Linked DNA regions of Homo sapiens: region 1 is linked to region 2. Evidence: read pairs that join two places in POLR2A ChIA-PET (ENCODE). Cell type or tissue: endothelial cell of umbilical vein. All regions are shown on one strand. Each heading gives the region's core, and the rest is flanking DNA. Links, peaks and the distances in the headings are about the cores only.

Region 1 (5,370 bases), core at 247-5,246, 160 kb after region 2:
GAGTGCAGTGGCGCAATCTCGGCTCACCGCAACCTCTGCCTCCCGGGTTCAAGCGATTCTCCTGCCTCAGCCTCCTGAGTAGCTGGGATTACAGGTGGCCGCCACCATGCCCAGCTAATTTTTGTATATTTAGTAGAGACGGGGTTTCACCACGTTGACCAAGCTGGTCTTGAACTCTTAACCTCAGGTGATCCACCCACCTCAGCCTCCCAAAGTGCTGGGATTACAGGTGTGAGCCATCGCACCCAGCCACATTAAGGGCTTTTAAGGATTTATGGGGCTAACGTATGTGAAGGCAGTGGCAGAGCTGGCACACAGAGGAGCTGCTCTGTAAACGCTGGCTCTCCTTACTGATGTTTGTTATGGTTGAGGATAGATTGACAAAAATGAGGGAACTCAGGTCTGGTTCCTGGAGGGCAGGATCCAAAGAGAGCAGAGAGGGGAAGACTCAGCATTGGTGTGGTAGCAAGCCATGGGCAGAGAGACAAAAAAGCAGGATGAGGAGGACTACAGGAGGACAGGCAGGCCAGGCCTGCACCTGGAGGACAGGCCCGGGGAGGCCCCTGACCCCGTCCACTGTTCACCAGTGATGGAGGTTTGGTGCCGCAATCGCATCCCAGTGGAAGGCAACTTTGGGCAGACCTACGACTCCCTCAACCAGTCTATTCGTGGCCTGGATGGGGAATTTTCAGCCAATATTGACTTCAAGGTAGAAGGCAAGGGCGAGGGTTGGTGGGGGGTAGATAGGGAGTGGGAGGAGGGCATGAGGGAATAGAGCTAGAGGAAGGACAAGTGAGAGGGCACAGGAAAGAGGTGACCAGGGGTGAGGGAGGGGGACAAGGAGGGGGAATGTCGCTGGTGTTGAGGGGGCCCTCTGTTTCCCATCTCCACCCCCGAACACCTGAGATGGGCAGGGGAGGGGAAAGGTGGTGAGGAGGGGACAGTGCCAAGCCTGTGGTTTGTGCAGACTTGGCCTGGGGTGGGAGCTATCAGCCAGATATGAGATGATGTCAGCTGATGTAGGTGCAGGGGAGCAAGACTGTGTCCAGGAGGGTGGTGAGCAGAAGGAAGTGACAACTCCTAGAGGTCCTGGGAGGGCCCCAGGGACACAAGTGGGGTACTGGGGAACAGATGTCATGAAGAGGTGGGACCCAGGTCTGACGAGGTGGCCGCAGGCTGAGTTTGCTCATGTGCCCTCCACCAGGAAGAGAAGCAGGCTGGGGTGCTGGGGCTCAACACAAGCTGGGAGCGCGTGAGCACCGAGGTGCGGGACTACGTGTACCGCCAGGAGGCCCGGCTGGAGTGGGCCCTGGGGCTGCTGCACGTGCTGCTCTCCTGCACTTTCCTGCTGGTCCTGCATGCGTGAGCCATAGTCCCCACCCCAGCAGCCCCTCCTCTGCCCCGGACTGGAGCCCTGCCCTGAGGGAGGCTGTAAGGATGGAACCCTAGCACCTATCCTCACCTCTGAATCTGAATATTATTTACCTTTGTCTTTGTTTACACAAAGTTAAAGGAAAAGTGGACATTTTGTCAGAAGAACATTACCCATGTTCCCACTGCCTTAAAAGGCCAACCGTCTTCATTCATCCACCTCCTTCCAGCCTTTATCCCAATACTGATTTTTTTTTTTTACGTTTAGCTTTGACTTTTGATTTTTTCTTGCCCTTCATATTCCCCTTGGCTCTGACTTTGTGCCATTTTTATCTTTCCATTTTGCTTTCATTTTCTCCTGCCTGCTGCGTTGGCAGCGACTTTCCCTCCATTTAGAACAAAGTCCTCAACCCCACCCAGCCCAGTGTCCAGCTGGGCTGCCCCGGGCCTTGCTCTGCTCTAGCTCCCCTGCTGGTCTCTGGACCCTCTATTTCCCATCTCCACTCCCAAACACCTGAGATGGGCAGGGCTTGGGTGAGGGCTGCCACAGGGCTGTTGCTCTGTCTGCCCCTATGTGGGGGGCCTAGAGTGACTGCAAGTGAGTGGGTATGTGTGTATCTAGGGCCCCATGGGAAGACAAAGATGAAGGAGCTCTATTCCTGCCCCCAATAAGCTCATGATCGCCAGGCATGGCGGCTCACTCCTGTAATCCCAACATTTTGGGAAGCCGAGGTGGGAGGATGGCTTGAGTTGAGGTGTTTGAGACCAGCCTGGGTAACACAGTGAGACCTCGTCTCTACAAAAAATGAACAAAATCAGCCAGGTGTGGGGCACATGCCTGTAGTCCCAGCTACTTGGGAGGCTGAGGCAGGAGAATCACTGGGAGGTCGAAGCTGCAGTGAGCTGTGATTGTGCCACTGCATTCTGCATTCCAGCCTGGTGTCAGAGTGAGAGCTTGTCTCAAAAAAAAAAAAAAAAAAAAAAAGCTAATGATCTAGTTGGGATCATGAGACACCCACAAGACAGAGATGGTTCAAGGGCCATTCTATGGATTGGCTTTTGAGACGTGTATGGGAGCTGGGAAGGTGCCCCTTGGAAGGGCAATAACTGGGCTCCAAATGGCCGCAGATGCGGAACGGTGGTCAAGGAAAGAAGGGTGTCCCTTGCGTAAGGCTCCTGGTATCCATGGGATGCAGAGGGCAGAGGCTGGCCTGGAGAACTGAAGTGGGCATGACCAGAACAGTCTGGAAAGCCCTGCAGGAAGACCTGGAACTGGCGGTGGTGGCAAGATGGCCTCAGGAAGTCTGGAGGGAGGGCGGGAGGCCAGGCTGGGTTGGAGGTTAGGGAGCCTGGCCCGGGTAGAGCATGGCAGGAAGATGGCTTGAGATGGTGGGGGAAGGGGAAAGGTGCAGCGAGGCTCAGAGCCAGCTTGTGGAGGGAAGGAAGGAGGCACAGAGTCAAAAGCTACTTCCAGGCTTTCAAGCTGGGTGAGGTCATGCACTGAAAGGACAGCTGGCGGGAGGGCAGGCCCTGGCTCAGGAAGCCCAGGCACCACCTCTGTGAGCCTCTCCACAAGAGGGCACTCACAGTATGTCTTTGCACTTACAGTAGTTTTAAAGGCAAAGATGTGGATTTTTACAGGGCCCCAGAAGCAATAGCATTGAAACTAATGTTTCACACTTTACAGAGTTTGTTTAATGTACTTTTACAGTTTTAAACACATTTGCAGTAATTAACATTTTTTCCTTAGCAAACTGAAGCATTATGTAGGGCTTTGGGAAATACATGGGGGATAGCTATATATGCAGGCATGCACCCATGCACACGTGCACCGTGCTCAAGGGTAGCCAGGGAGAGCCAGGGTGTATTGGGGGAGGATGGAGATGGTGGTCTGGGATGAGTTTTGCCCCAGCACACTTCCAGGAGATATGCTGCAGGCAAAGCCAAGAGGCAGGAATTTGTGAGTCACAGTGGATTAGGTGATTCCTGAAACCTCAAGGAGTTTCCCCCTCTCTGTAACTCTGCTCGATATTCATCCTGTAAGATGCATGCCTGTCCCTACCTCAGATGCACACATGCAACTCCCTCCCAGACAGGCTGACCATGCCCTCCTCTGAGCCCCCACCTCATCCCCTACTCACTTCTGCTATGTCTCACCCATCATGTAGGGGGATGTCTTCCTCTACACAATTGGAAGGCAGGGACAGAGTCTTCTCCCTGTTATCACCATCCCCTAGCAGTGCCCAGGACATAGATGGTGCTCAATGAATGCTGGCTGGTTGGTTGAATGACTGTGCCTCAAGGAAGCCCATGTTTGGGGATAGATGAGGAGAACCTGGAAGAGATGGAGACATCCCTGCCCATCCACCCACAGGTCTTTCTCCTACATGGACAGCTATAACCATGACATTCGTTTTGACAACATCTACATCAGTACCTACTTCTGCCAGATCGATGACCGCAGGAAGAAGCTGGTGAGTGGGCACGGCACTGCCCGGGGATGCCTTGCTGCTGTGTGCCCTGTGTGGGTTCATGCTCCAGGAAGGCAGAGAGGAAAGGGCAGAGGGCCCTTGGGCTTCCTAACTGTGTGGACATTTGTTTTCCAGGGCAAACGGACTCTGCTGCCACTCCGCAAAGCTGAGGAGAAAACCGTCATCTTCCCTTGCAAGCCCACCATCCAGGCCTCAGAAATGAGCAATGTGGTGAGGACAGCATGGGGAGCGGACTCCTGGGTGCAAAGACAGGCCTGAAGGTGAGGGTGGAGGGTAAAAGGCACCAGAGAGTGCTCCGTGCCCAGGCAGATGGCACTGCCCAGCTCTGCCCCTCCTGCTCCTTGGCCAGGTGAGGGAGCTCCTGGAGACACTGCCCATTCTGCTGCTGCTGGTGGTGCTGTGTGGCTTGGACTGGGCTCTCTACTCCATCTTCGACACCATCCGCCACCACTCCTTCCTGCAGTACTCCTTCCGCAGTAAGCCCATCCCCCAGACACATTCCAGGCCCAAGAGACACCCTCTGGAGAACTCCAATGCCTGCACAGCCACCCCACCCTAGTTCTTCCAACTGTGCCTCGTCCTTCTGCCTCTTTTTTTTTTTTTTTTTTGAGACAAAGAGTCTCGCTCTGTCACCCAGGCTGGAGGAGTGCATTGGCACAATCTCAGCTCACTGCAACCTCCACCTCCCAGGTTCAAGCAGTTCTCCTGCCTCAGCCTCTTGAGTAGCTGAGATTACAGGTGTGAGCCACCACGGCCAGCTAATTTTTCTATTTTTAGTAGAGACAGAGTTTCACCATGTTGGTCAGGCTGGTCTCGAACTCCTGACCTCAAGTGATCCACCTGCCTCGGCCACCCAAAGTGCTGGGATTACAGGTGTGTGCCACTGTGCCAGCCATCCTTCTGCCTGTTCTTTTCCCCTTTCTGTGATTCAGCCCCTCCCTGTCCTCCTCAAGGTCAAATGACAGCCCTGCAACCTGACAGCTCTCACAGCAGGGGAGGGGGGCTCTGTACCCCTTTACACTTACAACTGGGAGCAGGGAGGGGTTAGGATTCAGGAAGGGACAGAAAGACTCAGGCAGCTGAGAAGCATTTCTGTGTCTTGACCCCTCCCTGACATCCACCCCCTTAACACATTCCTGATTTCTCCACCTGCCCTGACTTCCCTACCTGTCCTCCTGGCCGCAGGCAGTCATAAACTGGAGGTGAAGGTCGGGGGAGACTCCATGCTAGCCCGGCTTCTTCGAAAAACCATTGGGGCCCTGAACACCTCCTCAGAGACAGTGATGGAATCAAACAACATGCGTGAGTGATGCTGAAAGTTTGGATCAGAGGAATCGAGGGCGGTGGGGCAAGGGTCAAAAGACTCCAAGGTAAAGAGTTAGGGGCCTGGGCCTTGGGTGTGGAGAGATGGGGGTTGGAGCGCTTGAGCTGGGGAAATCGGAGCAGGGAACACATCTGGGCAGGCTTGAAAAAGGGGAGCATGACCAGCTTCAGTCAGAGGAGTCTG
Region 2 (5,325 bases), core at 326-5,325:
ATTTTGTCAGCTGCACCAGAAAAGTGATGATGGGGGAGGCGGTGGAAGTCAGTGACTCAAAGCAGGTTCGGGGATTATCTGCTGTTTTCAATTATCCACATTCTTCATCACCATGGAGAATTGAGAATTGGGTGTATTTGCCTCCCCCTCAACACTGGTGCTGGCATTAGAGACGTGATTTGTACTTGGAGCAACTGTGGGTAAAGGACTTAGAATGGTCTCTGTGTAAAATTTCCCCAGCACTGAAATGTCATTAAATAGCTCTCCGTACCTGGCACCTCTTGGTCCCATTAAAAGTAACTGGAAGAGGCCTGTTGTGGCGGTTCATGCCTGTAATCCCAGCACTTTGGGAGGCCAAGGCAGGTGGATCACCTGAGGTCAGGACTTCCAGACCAGCCTGGCCAACGTGGTAAAACCCCATCTCTACTAAAAATACAAAAATTAGCCGGGCATGGTGGTAGGCGCCTGTAATCCCAGCTACTCAGGAGGCTGAGGCAGGAGAACTGCTTGAACCTGTGAGGTGGAATTTGCAGTGAGCCGAGATCATGCCACTGCACTCCAGCCTGGGCGACAGAGTGAGACTCTGTCTCAAAAAATAATAATAATAATAACTGGAAGATAAGCATACCTGAAGAGAAGAGAGCTGATGATTATTGAGCATCTGTGATGCACTCAATACTCATTTTGAGCCAAGGAAACTTCAGCTCAGAGAGGTTTTCTTGCCCATGGTTTGTCATAGCATGGAACGACAAACTGCTCCAAGGCAGGGCCTTCGATCCCAAGGCTTGTCCCCACCCTACCCTTCTCTCAGTGAGCTCAGACCTCTCTCAGAAGACATGGGGGCCCATCTTGGACCTCTGTGGTCCTGTCTGTGTCTACTAATATGCTTTCAATTGCCAGTCAAAAAAAAAAAAAAACCTCAAGAGAGTTTAAAAACAAGGAAATTTGTTATTTCACACACTAAAAACTCAAGAGGTAGAACAGTCCCGGGGTCATTAACTTGGCAGCACATGTCACCATGAGCACTGGCTCTTCCTGACTTTCTGCTCTGCCATCCTCAGCAGGTTGATCACAAGGTAGCCAGGGCACACTGAGGCATCCCATTGCCAACCTTCAAGTGCAACAGCAATGAAGGGAAGCCCCCTGCTGTGGATCTCTTTAATAATGAGAACATTTGTCCCAGAAGTCCCTAGACTTTCCTTTGCATCTCACTGGTCAAAGAATGGGTTAGGCTGGGGCATGGTGCCTCATGCCTGTAATCCCAGCATTTTGGAAGGCCAAGGCGGGCAGATTGCCTGAGGTCAGGAGTTCGAGACCAGCATGGCCAACATGTTGAAACCCCGTCTCTACTAAAAATACAAAAATTAGCTGGGTATGGTGGTGGGCACCTGTAATCCCAGCTACTCTCGGGAGGCTGAGGGAGGAGAACCACTTGAACCCAGGAGGCGGAGTTTGCAGTGAGCTGAGATCGCACCACTGCACTCCAGCCTGGGTGACAGAGCAAGACTCAGTCTCAAAAAAAATAAAAATGAAAAAGGGGGGGTTAAATGCTCAGACCTAAACCAACCACCAAGAAAAGGAAGGAGGAGTACCATCTTGGCTAGACTGGGGCCTGACTTCCTCTGAAGCAGATGGTAACCAGAGGAGTGTGGGCACACGGGGGGCTTAAGGCAGAAGTGGGGGTGCCATTGGCTCCTGGACAGAAGGCACTGCATGGCCACATCCGCCAATCCAGCCAGAGGTCTGAATGCTCCTACTTGTAGGGGTTCTTGTCCCCGGGGCAGCTCCCAGTGTGGACTCTGAGGACATGTGCCAGCTCCGTGTCCTTGTGGCTTAGATAAGAAGGGGTGAGGCACCGGCTCATACCAAAATGGGAACCTGCTGGCCTTATTGTGAGCTTATCTAGAGGACACACACGACCGACTTCATTAGAAAAATTGGGGGAAAAATCTTATTAAAGATTTGTTCTATCACATACCAGGGAAGCAAAGCCTTTCATGAAACCTAATGGGCAATACGGGTGATTTAAACAACTACACGGTACTGAGGTCTTTAATTTCCTGTAGGAAACCTGATGATTATCTGTCTGGAAATGCTTCAGCTCAAGTAGGGATATGTGCGAGTCAGAATGAAAAAGCTCTTTATATTTTCACACTTTAAATCCAGACCCTGTGAAAAGAGATCCTTGTCACGGGAGGCCAATCAAGTTCAGAGAGTCCGACTAACTTTGCCCTCCCCAAATGCCATCAAAGGCAAGTTGGGGCTCCATTAAATGGAGAAAACCAAGGGAGTGACCCCAAGGTCAGCAAGAGATACAAGAAAGAGAAAGACAGAGAGAGAAAGGTAGCAAAGCAAGAGAGACAGAGAAATGCTCCAAGAGACAGAAAGAGACAAAGAGCGAGAACAAGAGACCAGAGAATAGAAAAACAGACGAGAAGGAAAGAGGCAGACAGATGTGGCAAAGGAGGAGAAAGACACAGGGGAGAGAGAAAAACTGAGAAAAGGAGAGAAGAAAGAAAAGCAACAGAACTCGACAGACAAGAGATGGCTAATAATCACCTTTGCAAGATTTCTTAATGATACTAATATTTACCTGTTAGAATTTCCAGTTGTGAGTCCCCTTCTGAAAGCTGTCCTTGCTTTCTGTGTGAGGATAGAGATCTAGGGGTCACACATGTTTTTCTAGCCCAGCAGGATCCAGATGTTTCCAGTTCCTGAACTTGGGTCAAGATCCAGCGTTGAGAGGGTCATTATTCAAAGAGGCCTTGAACACACATGATGTTTAGTTAAACATGGGGTAAGAAAACAGCCAGGACACAAATGAGTTATTCTAATTTTGTGAGTTCAGACCTTTGAACTCAACTCCTCATTCTGGTCTCCTGGCTGGAATGAGGACAACAGTCTATAAACAATCCACATATTCTATCTTCCCTCATAGCACATGTAGGCATCTCTAAAAATAATTCCCAAAGTAGCTTAGGCTCCATTTCCCTCTATTTGTTGCCTAGAGAACTCTTATTCACCCCTCAAGGCCTTGTTCAAATGATCCTGCTTTAGGAGGCCTTCGCTGATCCCCAACATCCTCAAACAGGGTTAGCCATGCTGTATTCCCCTAATACTCTGTCGGGACCTCTGCTGAGGCCCTTCTCACATCACATTGTGATTATGTGTTTATGTTCTCCAGCATCTGGGACAATGCCAGGAACAAAGGAGGAACTCCATAAACACTCGTTGAATAAACGGTTGAGTAAATAAATAAGTCTGCCTCCCTGACAGGATTGTAAGCTGTTCAACTTGTATGGAATTAAGTTGAATCCCAGCACTTCAGAACAAAGGCGCACTTAGTGTCTACCTAGTTCAGCTCTCAATGATCAGTGTGTGGTTCATTACAAATACAAACAACTGAATCTAGCGCTCACCAAGCTCTTCTGACATCCCTGGAAATGCTTCTTTTTTTTTTTTTTTTTTTTTGAGACGGACTCTTGCTCTGTCGCCCAGGCTGGAGCACAATGGCACGATCTCGGCTCACTGCAACCTCTGCCTCCTGGGTTCAAGCGATTCTCCCACCTCAGCCTCCCAAGTAGCTGGGATTACAGGCATGCACCACCACGCCCAGCTAACATCCCTGGAAATACTTTTCTGACCTATGCCAATGTGTAAACATAGGAGAGTCTTAATGTATTTACTTTTCTGAATTTTCACGGTAAATGCTTGCTGATTATTAAAAGTTTGGGAAAAAATAGAAAACAATAAAGAAGCAGAAAGGTCACGTAAAATTCCTCTACCAAAGTAGGTATTGTTAAGATGTGGCATATTTCAGTCTTTTGCTATGCATTGTGTTTTCCTTATACAATTGAGATGACAATGTGTGTATATAGGTTTTAGAGCAGTTGTGCTGTAATTAGTGTGTACCTGATATTTTATGTTCTTGTTTCATTAAAGACAGTCTCATAGTGACAGTAAATCCCATCTCATTAACATATCAACATAACCCCACGTTTTTATTAGATAATGTCATGCTCCTCCCCCATCATATGTCTAGAATTTGCTTAGCCATTCACTCTTCTTAGGCAGTTGGGTGGTTTTCAGTTTTAGTTTCTGGCCATTTTAAGGATCATTGCTCTGAACTTCCAGGAAGTAGGTACATGTGGTTAGAGATAAAACTCCCAATAACATCATCATCCACAGACTCTCAAGTACTGCAGCTCAACCAGCTGAGATGGAAGTGAGGATAATGTGCTCCAGATCTTGCTAGCTGACTCCAGAGGTGGCTCTAGTGACAGTGGCACCCCTGTATCTGGATGTGCATAAAGCATGTGAGCTCAAGGAGGCTGGGACAGGCCTGTCTTGTTGCCCTTGGATTCCCCAAGCCCAGCACAGTGCCTGGCACATGACGAGTGAATGAACAAATGGTGCATGCTTGGACAGACGAATGCACTGTTATGCTCAGACACCTCAGCAGTGTGACTGGAGCCTCAGCCTTCTGTATGTTGTACTGTCTGGAACCCCAGGCCTCTGGGGAATTCTGGGAATGTTCCATGTTAGTGATAGGAAAGTGCTCTGAGCCTCTGGGCTAAAAGCACCGCCCTGCAGCCAGAGCATGCTCCCAGCTGAGCAGTAAATGTGAATGAACGGTGATGAGATGCTAAGGACAATGCTCCCCCAACTCCCAGTGCCCCCCTCCCACATGCCCACACATACCCACTTGCTGCCCACATGTGCCTCTCTCTGCTATCATCTGGGGTCACCTTCAGAGCGTCTATTTGGGCAGATAACCCACCAAGTTAGAAACAACATAATAGACACTTCACTTTGTCATCTGAGGAGCAGCACTACATGCTGGCCAACAAGACAGACCAGCAAGCCCAAGAGTGGCTTTCCAGTCATTTATTCCACAAACACTTCTTGGGCTTCTGCTGTGCCCAACCAGAGAATTAGAGATGAATAATATGTGTGTCCATCCTTGAGGAGTTCACCCTTATGTGCCAAATAGATTCGGCTGTGCCTCCAAAATCATCTCCTGGTCCAGCGTCTCCCCAGCTCAGGCAGATCCCCAGCATCCCCCAGAAGATGGGAGCCGTCCTTGGCACCCAATCCTGTGGACCCAGCCTTGAAGGTAGCTCTCAGCATCGCTTTCCTTCTCTCTCCACCTCCCTGTTCAGACTTAACCCAACACCTTCCTAACTGGTCCCACTCCCACCCCTCCAGCCCTCAAATCCATCTTCCACAGGGCAACAGAAAAGTCTTTTGAAAATGCAAATCTGGCCAGGCGCAGTGGTTCACGCCTCCAATCCCAGCACTTTGGGAGGCCAAGGTGGGCGGATC

The links. Peaks named below come from ENCODE experiments on the same cell type or tissue, not always from the same donor. Only the 100,000 strongest peaks of a DNase experiment are listed, where the experiment ranks them.
Region 1: POLR2A ChIA-PET joins it to region 2 with 8 read pairs; 5 of 35 experiments call an interaction of 5 or more read pairs at or near these places.

Annotation. Positions count from the first base shown.
Region 1 is chr1:155,042,148-155,047,517 of GRCh38, forward strand. DCST1 (DC-STAMP domain containing 1) reads left to right here. Exons shown (of 17, transcript NM_152494.4): 9 at 588-709; 10 at 1,205-1,362; 11 at 3,746-3,845; 12 at 3,978-4,073; 13 at 4,213-4,339; 14 at 5,049-5,165. DCST1-AS1 (DCST1 antisense RNA 1) reads right to left here. Exons shown (of 4, transcript NR_040773.1): 3 at 3,813-4,008; 4 at 3,044-3,706. Among named protein-coding and RNA genes, the nearest start is that of ADAM15, 6.5 kb to the right of the region's middle. In endothelial cell of umbilical vein, for the core only: a CTCF peak has its summit at 2,942 (motif pointing right); a DNase peak (open chromatin) is centred at 2,914.
Region 2 is chr1:154,882,296-154,887,620 of GRCh38, forward strand. No RefSeq gene overlaps it. Among named protein-coding and RNA genes, the nearest start is that of KCNN3, 15 kb to the left of the region's middle. In endothelial cell of umbilical vein, for the core only: no CTCF peak of the experiment used is centred there; DNase peaks (open chromatin) are centred at 1,986, 2,716 and 3,196; H3K27ac peaks cover 1,223 bases.